2 separate regions of the Mus musculus genome follow, and region 1 is linked to region 2. Evidence: chromatin contacts called from ENCODE Hi-C or POLR2A ChIA-PET data. All regions are on one chromosome and are shown on one strand. The core of a region is the stretch at or near the end of the contact, and the rest is flanking DNA. Distances in the headings are between cores, read along the strand shown. Region 1 holds the start of Sh3bp2 (SH3-domain binding protein 2). Region 2 holds the start of Tnip2 (TNFAIP3 interacting protein 2).

Evidence for each region. A loop is a pair of places that touch in the nucleus more often than their neighbours do. ChIA-PET counts read pairs that join two places held with the same protein, here RNA polymerase II (POLR2A).
Region 1: a loop to region 2 is called in a map of v-Abl transformed pro-B cells, with 2.0 times the contacts of the local background. The contact joins the promoter of Sh3bp2 here to the promoter of Tnip2 in region 2. A Hi-C loop is called at or near these places in 2 of 37 maps with a recorded cell type or tissue (T-helper 2 cell and v-Abl transformed pro-B cells). POLR2A ChIA-PET finds 5 or more read pairs at or near these places in 3 of 5 experiments (Patski and embryonic stem cell).

The regions. Positions count from the first base shown.
Region 1 is chr5:34,546,715-34,553,351 of GRCm38, reverse strand. Sh3bp2 (SH3-domain binding protein 2) reads right to left here and starts at 3,776. Exons shown (of 13, transcript NM_001145859.1): 1 at 3,556-3,776; 2 at 1,652-1,791; 3 at 513-615. The coding sequence starts at 3,719.
Region 2 is chr5:34,512,078-34,518,340 of GRCm38, reverse strand. Tnip2 (TNFAIP3 interacting protein 2) reads left to right here and starts at 4,362. Exons shown (of 6, transcript NM_139064.2): 1 at 4,362-4,722. The coding sequence starts at 4,444.

The DNA of each region.
Region 1 (6,637 bases), core at 2,527-5,026, 36 kb before region 2:
CCCGGAAGTAGGCATTAGCTCAGGTTATACCTGCCCTGTCTAGAAGCCCTTGAGGGGAAGGAAGTTCATGGATTCTGGCTATCTGGATCCCAGCCCATAATGTAACAGGGAACTGAACTGGAGCCTGGGAAAACCCTAGAGCCAGAAATTCCATGAAGAGCCTGAGTTTAGGATGGCCTGGGATGGATGGAGTCTGGGCTCCCTGGGAAGGGGTGTGGTGAGTGAGGAGCAGGATCAGAGGCTGAACACAACATTTACAGAGTGGTCATTGAATGGGAACTCAGCAAAGTAAGCCACTCAGGCCCTTGGTACCTGAACCCCCAAGAAGCTGCTAGTAAAGACCTCACCCCACACATACTGTCCCACCCCCTGCCCTCAGCAAAGGCCAGGGTAGGTAGGATAACAGCCAGCAAACAGATGAAGGCCATCTCAGACAGTCAGGGATTGGTTCTGTGGTGCAGGGTGAGAGGGAGGGCATGGGAGGTTGGTGAGCAGACAGGATGGACACTCACCTGTTGTAGCCACTCAGTGAGAAGGCACCCTGTGGGGAGGCAGATGTGCTGCTCTTGAAGTAGTAGATGCAGCGCTTGTGGATGATCACAAAGCGGAGGGGCCCTGGGGACAATTCAGTGGCAGAGGTGAGCCACAGAGCCACCAGTTAACTCTACTCTGAGGAGGTCTCCAGAGGTCCTGGGCAACTTGGAAGCAAACCTCTGAGACTGCAGAAGGTAGAGCAGGGAGCTGAGCTGGTATGCTGCCCCTTCCTTGGACTTTCTTTGGGGTCAAATATAAACAAGTTCACTGGCACATGGGCAAGTTTTGGGGCACCATCCCAGGAAAGGCCTGGCCACAAAATCTGGCCCAAAAGGGGTAGATTAAGGCCTCAAGGGACAGTAAGAAAGGGTGGAGCCTGGACCAGAGGCCTAAGGAGGCCATGGCAGCCTTGCTTGGAGCAATAGGGCTATTGAGGAGGTGAGGACCTGACAGGACAAGGAGAGCAGAGCTTAGGCACCCAGAGCCGGCTGGTGAGAGCCATCGAGGTGGAGCTGTTCTCAGGCTCTAGGGCTCCTGCCCAGAACAGCCCCTCCTAACCCTGGGGAAAGGTTATTTATGGTTCTTCCTTGGAGCACATACATCTATACATTGCTATGCACACAGGGTCCAACAGTCCAGCTAGAGCATCCCAGGCAGGCAACACGGGGGCAGGGCATCCCTGGCAGAGGGCATCCCAGGGGCAAAAGGATGGAGTGTCCATGGCTGATCAGAGCCGGGCAAGGCTCTAGCGCTCTATGCCTTCGGCATCCTGACACTCAGCTGGCTCCTGGCCTGCCACATGGGACCATTCTGTGCCACATGACTCACCACCTCACCCACAAGTCACATGCAAGGCAAAAACAGCACTGAGGGACCAGATCTATCAGGCCACCCTGAGGACCTCCAGCCTTGGCTGCAGACTGAAGCACTCATGACTCCTCAGTTTGCCTGCTATACTATGTTGGATCCTGTGACAAGGTCCAGGGTAAGGAACTCATCAGGTTTCCTAGGTGTGCCAGCTGCTAGAAAAGGAAAAGAAATCTCAGGAGACCCACTAGAGCCCTGGAGAAGCAGAGCCGTGTCCTCCCTTTGAAACTCCCATGATCCAGTGACTCACATTTGAGCAGCTGCAGTTGGGTGCCACCCTTCTTATGCAGGTAACCAGCCTTCGCCACACCACCAGGCATGGTCAGCAAATTCTGGGCACCAATGGCCTTCATGGGGACAGGCCACTGCATCTCCTCAGCCGCCATGAAGCTGCAATTGAAGCAAAAGAGACAGGACTCAGCCGGGAGGACAGCGGGGAACAGTTTGGCAGGGGGTCCTGAGAGGGCATGGCTAAGATCTAGAAGGCAACGTGGAGGGTCAGGTCAGTGGAGGAGGACTCTTCATAAGTCCCCAGGCTTCTGAGTGGGGCTCTGGGGGTGACCATGCCACATAGTCAGTCCCCAATCCTCTTGGCGACACACCTGACTCCAGAATTCTGAGCACAGTCCTTTTACCACCGTGAATTCAGCGAGTTCATGGCCCCAGGAAGGCTGGGGCAGTAATGACTGAACTCAGGAAGCCCTAGCCTGGGCATATCAGGCCTTATGCCATAGCTACCCAAGGTTCCAATGCCTGGGCAGCTCACAAAGTGCTTGTCCTAGAGCAGGGGGCACTGGGGTCACCCCCTTGAAAATGGCTGTTCAAGAGCACTGAGGCAGGCAATGAGAACCTTTTCCATCAGATCTGATCTTCTATGGAGAGAAAGTCAGGTCCTGAGATGTCCACCCTTCCTCAGTAACTTCTGTCTATCCCCACTTTGAAGCCCTGAAGTCAGGTAATAGAAGAGCAAGCCAAGAGCCCCCCACTTCCCAGATTTAATAATTTGGGCTCCAATAGTTTGGCTTTCTGGGGGAACTCCAGCCTCAGTTGTTAGAGCTATAAATTGGGAGCACAGGGTGGACTCTGAACACACACACATACACCTTGTCATCAGTGCCATGAGGACCATTTGGCAGGTTTTCTAGTATCCACATTATCAGCCCAGAGTATCAAGACTCAGAGGGTCCTTCCTGTAAGGAACCCCAAGTGCCAGTCACAATTGCCCCCTAACTTGGCATTATTCTGTTGGTACACCCACTCACCCCATCAGGTCCCTCTTTGGACCCTGAGGCACTGCATGAGGGGAAGGTCAGGGATCTGCTCTCAACAAGGTGGGATGGCTCCAGCCATATCCAGAAGGGCAGGCTGCTGAGATTTCTATTACTATAGTGCCAACTCCCCCAAAAACACACAGAGAAAACCCTCCAGCCCCGGGGTGGCCTACGTCTGAAAGCTCAGCATTCAGAAGGCTGAAGCAGGGAAACCTACTGCATCCGAAAATGAAAGGAAAAAGGATGGAAATCAATTAAGCTCTTGTCAACGGCCAGGCTCACCTCACACCGCCAAATATGTGTTAGAGAATCAAGTTCCGTTGGCTACCCCATACACACACACATCACACACACACACACACACACACACACACACACACACACACACACTGAGAGAGAGAGAGAGAGAGAGAGAGAGAGAGAGAGAGAGAGAGAGAGAGCGCATTAACACTCAAATGCACTTGGTCCATGGTCCAGGCCATTGGTCAGGACCATTGGTCCTCGAACCACAGAACCACAGGCGGAGGTTTGGAACAATGGCGCGACCACACCCCCGCGCAGGGCCAAGGGGAACGCGGGTCCGAGCACAGCAGTGGAGTGCGAGGAGGGTGCCCACTCCCATGCCCATGCCGTGCAAGCAGATGGACAGACAGCGCGCCAGGCTCTCGAAGCCCCCTGGCCAGCCAACTCTGGCTGGCCCATGCTCTCCTTTGTTCTGAGTAGACGCCGGATAGCGCCTGGGGCTCCAGGGACTTTCGGTCCCGGGTCGTGGTGCAGAGGGTGGGGGCCCAGGTCTGAGGAGTGGAAGTCTGAACTGAGTGTGGATGCTCAGAACCAGGGCTGGGGCCCCAGATCCCGAGCCCCAGGCAGGATCAGTACTCACGGTGTCCACGCGGCGGGCACAGCCGGCTTCCGGGGGGCGGCCAGCGCCCGCCTTCCCTGTGAGCAGCGACAGGGTCCCGAGGTGGGCCCACCGGCCGCAGCCTCGTCCCTGGAGCCTGTCTCTCGCCAGCCCCAGCTCCGCGGCCGCGACCCTGAGCCCGCCATAGCTCGTAGAGCCCCAGGCCGGAGCTGCCCCTGGCTCCTCCCCTCGCGGGCGGTAGTGTAAGGGCTAGGGGCCAGGTAAGAAAGCGGACCCGCCCCTCCTTACGTCAGTTTCTCCACCCACTGCACTGAGGGTGGTGGGCTGCAATAAGTGGAAACTTGGAAACTTGTGTCTGTATAATCCAGAATTAAGAGCCATCCAGACAAACAAGGAAGCCACCAATGCGAATGAGGAAGTCACGCTCATATTCCCAACATCTGAGGATCCCGAAGTCCCCGCCTGCTGATCTCCACCCAGTTTGCACCTTGGATATGAGCGTCTATGGCACCCTACTTCCTACGCTAGTACCCCATCATGTCACCTTGCCAATGTCCACTCCATGGGTCTCCCTCGGGACGGAATTCCTCCAAGGAGTGAGCCAGCCCTTGGCAGCTCTTACCTACTTGGGCTTCTTTGAATACCTGTCCCAGAAGAGTGTTCCTGGATGCCTAAGGCTGGTAAAGCCCTGTTGACTTCCTAGGCATCCTTCCTTCTCCATCTCCCATCATCACACAGGCTGCCCCAAGATGGACTATCTGTGGCAGAAGGCAGCACACTTGCCCTTCAGAGGCAACTCTGGTATATTCCTCAGGCTTCACTCCCACCAACTGTCTATTCTAGACTCTTCTCCCTGGTGTCCAAGTCTCTATATTAGGCAAGCTCTCCAGGCCCCTTCCTACTATATGCAGCCTTGACGTTCCTACAGCTTTCTCACTCCAAGAGTCCGGCTGCCTGGGGCATTGGTTTCTGGAGGAACATCTTACCCAGAACACTAAGCTGCCTCCTTCTTCCAGCCACCCTGCATTACAGATCCCCGTCTCTACTGCTTCTGAGCAGGCCACACCTCTCCCTGCCTCCCCCAATTTCCCTTCCTCACCTTCCAGCCAACACACCATTCCCATCACATCATTATTCTAAATGCCATGGACACAATCCTGCCGGGGGGGGGGCATTAAAGAGGGTCTCACTCTGTAGCCCTGGCTTGGCTCTACCTTGGCATCCTCCTGCCTCAGCCTCCCAAGTACTGGTATTGCTGCTGTACACTATCACACCTGGCAACACTCTAGCACTTCCTAATCCAGCCCTACCTCTACTTTCGACCTTTTAGATGTGCTTTGCTCTGCTGTGCACAGACTCTGCTCACCCAAGCCCACAAGAATTCACCTTAGTCCAGGTTGTTTCCACTGCCTGCTGCTGCAAGTAAAGTAATTTAGCCATTAAATATTAGATTCCAAGAGCACTAGTCATATACAAACTCGCAGAGCAAATCCAATGAGGCCAGCATCACCTCAATACCCAAACCCAGATGAAGCTGTCACAGACACGAAAGCTACAGACCAATAAGTCTCTGAGGATTTCTGTTTGTGTATCTTTTTTATGACAGAATAGCTCGGGCTGGCCTTGAACTTCTGATTTCCCTGCTTCCATATCCTAAGTTTGAGGATGACCACATCTGGCTTAAGCAGTGTTGAGGACTGAAACTAGACAGGAGTCTACCAACTGAGCCATATCCCCAGCCCCAAATCCCCTTCTGGGCACAGCATAAACATTCTCCACAAGATGCTAGCAAACTGAATCTAACAGCACATAAAAAAATACAATAATAAATAAATCTAAAAAGAAAAAAGAAGGGAAGAAAGAGAGAAAGGAAGGAAGGAAGGAAGGAAGGAAGGAAGAAAAACAGCAGAAGGGAACTCTCTAAACCTAACAAAGGCCATCTAAGAAAAGCCTACAGCTATTACAGCCGGAAGTAAAAGGCCGAACATTTTCAGTTTCCTGAAAGGCAGGAACAAGGCAAGGATCCCATTGCTTCTTTTCAACATTGTATGGAAAGTGTGGCCAAGGAAAGTATATAATAAAAAGAAATTGAATGTCAGGCTGGACAGGCAGTCAGTGGTTAGGAGCCTGACTGCTTTTACAGAGGATCCAGCACCCACAAGGAATCTCACATCTGTCTGCAGCTCCAGCTCCAGGGGACTTGATGCCCTCTTCTGGCCTCTACAAGCACTACATACATTTGCTGTGCAGACACAAGTAAATCAAGTGTCCAGATAAGAAAAACAAACAAACAAAAACAAAACCTAAGCAATGATTACATGGCTTTATGTAGCAAAAATTCCAAGGAAGTTATAAATTATCAGGACTAATAAGTGGGTTTTGCAAGGTAGAAGGATGTGCTAGCAACAAGTCTGGGAACAAATGAGGTTCAGCATTCCCTCTTCTGAGTACCCATGAATAGTAGCTGGTCCTATGTCCCCAGCCTGGGGCTAGTGACCCAGCCTTCCTTCCACCTGACACTGGCCATAGTAGGTTATCACTATCCCCCAAACTTACTTAGCCTGCAGGCCCTGCCCAGAGTGGGAAGCCAGAGTGCCCAGAGTAAACTAGACAGTTGCTTCTGGTGGGTAGTTGGTCTGAGGATTGTGGAAGGGAGCTGAAACAGAGCCCTGCTCTGATGTCTGGAGCTGCTGCAAGGAAAGATGTGCCTACCTCCCCCTGGCTGCATGTTTGGGTGGGGTTGGGTGCAAGAGTTAAGCGGTTTCAGCCCCATCTTGTTTCAACTCAGTGGCCAGCAGGAGACAGCCTAGCTACCACCTTCCTGTGGGCAGAATGAAAGCTTGTGGGCGGCCATTGAACACCTTGCTGGAGAGGATGTCATGAGAGCCAAGTGATACTCTACTTCATCTCTCCTAGGAACGTTCGCACTTCAGAACCGGAATCACAACCCCTCTCCAGATAAGCCCTGCCTGACACCAGGTGACCCTGCTCAGGAACCCAATACCAATCTAAGCTAGGAGCAGAAAGAGGATGTGCCACCTGGGGGGTGGGAGGCGGTTACTACCATGCTTTTCCTGGAGAGTTTTAGCTCAGCCTACAGAGT
Region 2 (6,263 bases), core at 3,113-5,612:
TTCTTGAGGGTACTGGTCACATGTTCTAAGCCAGCTGTAGTGGCACACACTTGGAGTCCTAGCTAATCGGAAGGCCAAGGTAAAAGGGCTGCTCATCTATGTGTCCAAGGTCTAGGGAAGAGACACCCCTAGCCAGCCACCCAGGCTCAATCAGATGTTGTGCAAGCCTACTAGAGTAGGTGGGGTTGGTGCCTGAAGTTCTAGTCCCCAAGCCTTTGTGGCCACACTGCCCCCTTGTGGACACTTCCATGGCAGGACCCTCGTACCTGTGAAGGCCTCATGTGTCTGGGAATGTTACAGCAGTGTGCGTGGGTGACAACCTCACTGGCCACAGACTCACATATGAGCCTTTCCCCTTCAGAGGGAGGCCTCTGCTTTCTTACACAGCTTCCTTTTGGGCTCAACTGGCCCTTGAGGTCACAGGGCAGGGCTGAAGACCCAGCATTCAAAATAAAGCAGGAAAGAACTAGGAAAAGTTGCAGATTCCAAAGGGACCTGTGTGAGAGTCAGAGGAAGAGGCCTTTGAGGAATCAGTCTGACAAATTAAGCCAGAGTTAGGTCAGCGGCCTGTCCACTTGCTCCACAGGATCACTGGAAACTCGCGGCCCATCGAAACTCAGAATGAGAGTCCGAGACTCTGGGATCTCCAGTCTTCTCCATCCAACTCTTGGGTATCCCTGGGGACCCTCCCTTGCTCATTGTATCCCTTTCTTGGGAACCCAAGTACCGAGCTCCTCTTCATTCTTTACATTGCAATAGATAGCGCCCCCTCCCCCCAAACACACTTGCTACTTAGCACAGGCTGGTCTCAAACGATCCTCCTGCCTCAGCATCTTAGAATTTTGGGATCATAAGTCTGTGCAGTGACTCATCTAATCACCCTTTAAGTTGGGATACTCCACTCCCTTTCCTGGCCCCCACATATTTCCCCCCATCTTTTCCTTATTATATGTTATTTTTCTTGTTGTTGATGCAAAATGCCTAAAATAAATAAATAACCAACTTAAGGGAGGAAGGGTTTGTTTAGGCTCCTGGTTTGAGGGGACACAGTCACTCAGAAGGAGAAAGTATGGCAGCTGGAGCAGGAGTCAAGGGAAGTGAACAGTGGTACTCAGTTCACTTTCTCCTTCTTGTTCAGCCTGGAGCTCAGCACATGCAAAGTGCTGCCTCCACTTAGGATGGGTCTTTCCTCAATTAATCCTCCCTGGAAACCTCATGGCCATGCCCCCAGGTGTGTTCCAATTAATGACAATTATTAACTAATGTGCTTAAATAAAGTTTCCCTACCTCTTGGACTGGGCATCTGCCTCCACTGTTAGAATATTCATCTATGACTCTCTAGGACCCAGGCCCTGTATTCAGCTGAAGGCACATGTATGCCAGGAACTTCCTGTGTTAACTTGCAGAATCTTAACCATGTCATAGATGGTCAGTGTCCTTAGAGGTCTGGAATCTCTCATCTACAATTCTAAAGTCCCCAAAAAGCTCAGAAACCCAAAGTGTTTTTCTTAGAGCTGGTACAATGGCTGACTTGAATCTTGTCTTACTTAATTTGACTGGCATTCCCTCTGTATTTCCAGAAACTGACTTGTTTTGTGGGGCTTAGAGATGCCCCAGTGGGAGTGCTACACTCTATGTCAATTGTTCTGATACGATAAGAGAAAGGATTTCAAGTGTAGCTGGGGATGGTAGCTCTAACTATAATCCCAGAACTTAGAAGCCTGAGGCAGAAGAACTACTCTGAGTTTAAGGCTAGCCTGGTTTACAAAATGAGTTCCAGTTTGGTCTACAGAGTGATACCCAGCATCAAAAAGTAAAGAACAAGATCCAAGCATGGTAGCATACACTGTTAATCCTAGCACTTGGGAGACAGAGACAGGCAGATCTCCATAAGTTCCAGACCAGCCTGATCTACATAGAGAATTCCAGGCTAGCCAGGGTTACAAAGTGAAGAGACTGAAAAATAAAGAACAAACCAAAAAGATCTTCAAGGGGGCTGCAGAGATAGCCCAGTGGTGTACAAGCAGATAGCCTGAGGACTGGGAGATAGCCCAGTGACATTCGAGCAGATAGCCTGAGAATCTGATTTTGGACTCATAGCACCCATGTGAAACTAAGCATGACTACACACATCTATGACCCTAGCACGGGTCCTGGGGTTGGGGATGGAGACAGGTGGATCCCTGGAACTTGCTAGCCAACCAGTATAGCCAATCCATGAGCTCTGGGTTTAGTGAGAGACCCTGTCTCAAAAAAAAATAAGGCTAAGAGAAACAGTGGAAGACACTCGACATTAACTTTTGATCTCTACACACATACACCCACACGTGCATGCTATATATACATACACACATATCACACACATATCGCACACTCACACATACATGTATAGTATATATGCTCATATACATATCATGCACACATGCATGTTACACACACACACACACACACATTTTAAAAAAGACTCCCAAGTGTTAGCAGCTTGAAGCAATATCACGTCTTTGTTACTTTGTCAGGAGCCTGGAGTACATGGTTATAGAGGTCAAGTACTCCCTGTTGTGCAGAGCTTGCCCATATGCACAGGTACTGGAAACAGGACTCCTTTTGTTGTTGATTTGGTTTTTCAAGACAGGGTTTCTCTGTTAGCCCTAGCTGTTTTGGAACTCAATCTGTAGACGAGGCTGGCCTCAAACTCACAGAGATCCATCCACCTGCCTCTGCCTCCAGAGTGCTGGGGATTAAAAGCACGTGCTACCACTGCCTTCCAAGAGTAGACCTTTTTAGAGGATGGTTATCTCAATTATGTGCAACTACATAAAATCAAAGCTTTTGAACTCCAAACACATGTGGCCCAGAAGCATTTGAATAAATGTCTTTGTTGTTTGATTCATATTTTGCACTTCACAACCAGGCTCAAAAGCACTTGAGTGGTCTACTAGGCTACACACAGGAATAGTAGTGAAGAGTTAAAGCCACATATCAGCTCTGGGCCAGGGTTCTTCTGTGTGATATCCACTCCCACACCCACTTCCCCTTCATCCCACAACTGCCTCAGTCAATCAAGATGACCCTGCATGACCATAGCAATGACTGTGCTGGACAATCATTTAATCATGGAAGTTTGGATGAGAACAGCTCCCATAGACTCATGTTTGGATACTTGGTCCCCAGTTGGTGACTCATGTAAGGTTAGAAAGGATTTCAAAGTATGGCCTGTTGGAAGAGCTGTGCCATTATGGGCAGAGAGATTCTGAGGTTTCAGCTTGCCCTCTGCTTCCTGATTTGTAATCAAGATGTGAGCTATCAGCTTTAAACATCTGACCCTTTATCCCAAGTAATGCTTCTTCTATACGCTGCCTTGGTCCTGGCATTTTGTCACACTAATAGAAAAGAAATACGCACTCATTCTCTAGTTCCACAACACCCCTACCAGGTAGGGAAGGAAGCAACTGTGACCCATCTTTTCTGAGCAGAAGTTTTGGGCTGGAAGGGCTAAGAAGGAACTGAACATAAGTGAGCCAGGTCTGTGACTCCCAGTATCCATCCCATACATTCTTGGCGAGGTCTGGCTTTGCTTATAGTTTTATACTTGCAAGTGAGTGTGTTCCTGCAGGCTCAACCAGAGCTTGCCTGTGAGCAGACAGGGTATTGAGAGTAGAAGACTGAGCAGAAAAGGAGACACACATCCTCACATAGGGAGGGGACCTCCATGAGATCTTAGCAATGAGCCATTGAAAGATTCTCACGGAGGAGAGACTTCCCAGTGGAAAAACAGTGTTCATATGGAAACTGTGGGAAGGAAAGGGTGGGCACCCTCTTGTCTTCTGCTAGAACAGCTTCTAGCGCTAAGGCCATCCTAACGCGAATTTAGGGGCATGCTGGGGTTTGGTGGCTGGCTCTGGGCTCCATCATGTACTCTGGATGGGAACACCTTTCTGGGTCAGTGTCCCTCTATGAAGAAACGCATGTCAAGTCCCGGAAGAGGAAGGAGCCCAGCCAATGAAACCTGACCACACTCTACGTCCCATGTTTGAAGTCCTTTGATTTATTTGCTTTTCTTCAGCTGCTGTACCAGAGGATACCTAACCCCAAACCCTGGTCGCAGATGGGGTCTGACTCCAGGAAAATTCCTCAGACGCAGGGAATAGAGCAGACAGCACCTAGAATGGAGCTGGTGTGTCAAGAGAAAGTGAGATCATAGAGTAGGAGGGACCAGCTGTGGGAGGGGACGGAGTCAGACTCCCGGCAGTGGGAGAGGCGGAGCCAGCTGTAGGCGGGGCGGAGTCAGACTCCGGGCCATGGACGAGGCGGAGCCAGCTGTGGGCGGGGGCGGATTAGGCTCTGGGAGTGGGCGGGGCGGGAAACGTTCCGGGAAGGCTGGTTTTCGCTCCCCCTGTGTGGAGAAGTTGGAGACGCCCAAGTCCCCACGGAAGGCCTACAGCCATGTCGTCTGGGGACCCAAGGTCTGGTAGACAGGACGGGGCCCCGCGTGCGGCCGCAGCGCTCTGTGGCCTGTACCACGAGGCCGGCCAGCAACTACAGCGCCTGAAGGATCAGCTGGCCGCGCGTGACGCCCTCATCGCGAGCCTCCGCACCCGCCTCGCGGCTCTGGAAGGGCACACGGCGCCGTCACTCGTGGACGCACTTCTGGATCAGGTGGAGCGCTTCCGTGAGCAGCTGCGACGACAGGAGGAAGGCGCTTCGGAGACCCAGCTGCGGCAGGTGCGGGGCGGGCGGGAGCTGCTGCGCAAGGCGGCCTGGGGAACTTGTTGGAGCGAGTGACGTGGAGTCCAGAGATGCGCGAGGTCTTGAGGGTCGCGAGGATATGAAGCTCGAGGTGCGGGTCTGAAGAGCTCGAGGTCTGAGCATAGTGGTTTAGGGGTGCGCTGGGGTTTGAAAGGAGCTGGGTTATGAGGGATACGAGATCCTGAGACTAGTGGGTCCTGAGGTTTCAGGGTCTGAAGGGCGTGGGGATCAGAGGCGCAGGTAATCCTGTTGGATTAGGGTCTGAAGGTAAGAGTCTGGGTAGTTCAGGGTATTGAGCAGTTCGGGATTCATTCGTAGGCTCAGGGGATATGCCAGAGGTGAGCAGGAGTCTCTGGGGCTCGGGGTTCTGGTGAGCAACAGGGTGGTAGGGGTGTGACTGTTTGAGGAGTACCAAGTCCTGACGTCCTGCTGAGGTTATGAGCACTTCTGAGGGACTTGTAATAGAGGTTAATTTGGGACAGACCCCCTGGGTCTCTCGACTTTGAGGGGTACTGCTGTGGGAAACTTACTCATGAAGTTTTGTGGGGGACAGGGTTCTGCGGAATGTGAGGGATCCTGGAGTGCAGGGATCTTGTGGGGCATAATGTTCTGAGGTAGCCTCGAACACGTGGTTCTGTTGGTAGTAAGCTTCTCCAATATGTACTCATATTATTAGTAATATTATTATATTAGTCCCAAAGGGGTGTGTAGCTGTTTTAATCACTGCCTTATTTGCGTTAAAGAGATACCATGACTAAGGCAACTCTTATAAAAGAAAGTATTTAATTGAGGGCTGGCTTACAGTTTCAGAGGGTCAGTCCATTATCATCATGGTGGGGAGTATGGTAGCTTGCAGGCAAGCTTGGTGCTGGAGAAGTAGCTGAGAGCTACATCCTGATCCACTGGCAGAGAGACGTCCACTAGGCCTGGTGCGGGCTTTTGAAACCTCAAAGCCCATCCCTAGTGACACAGTTCCTCCAACAAGGCCACATGTCCTATTCCTTCTCAAATTGTGCTACTATCTGATGATGAAAAAATGCAAATATATGAACCTGTGGGGGCATTCTCATTCAAGCAACAACAGTGGGGGCACCAGGCTTGACTAAGATGGAATTCTGAGGAGGGGTGGTGTTCAGGGTTCTGTGGGACAGACACTAGAGGCTCTAAAGGACATGAGCGAAGCATGGGGCCAAAAGGGTCTCAAGGATATCCTGACAGGCATTGCCCTTTGAGGACTGTGTTCAGGTTCCAGTGTGTGTGTGTTGGGTATGAGGAGGCAGTATAGGTCTTGGTTCTTGGGTTCTGTGTTAGGGAGGTCTTCTGTGGAATGTGGGGTTCTGAATCTTGAGGAGGGTGCCAGGGGCCTGAGAGATGCATAGGGCTCCTAAGGATGGTGCTCTGAGAAAGAAGACCCATGGTTTTGGTTGGTGGCATTTTAGTATTATGTGGGAAGAAGTGACAGGTGCCAGTCTGATAATATGTGAATTCTTATTTGGCTCTCCTTGTCATTTGGTATC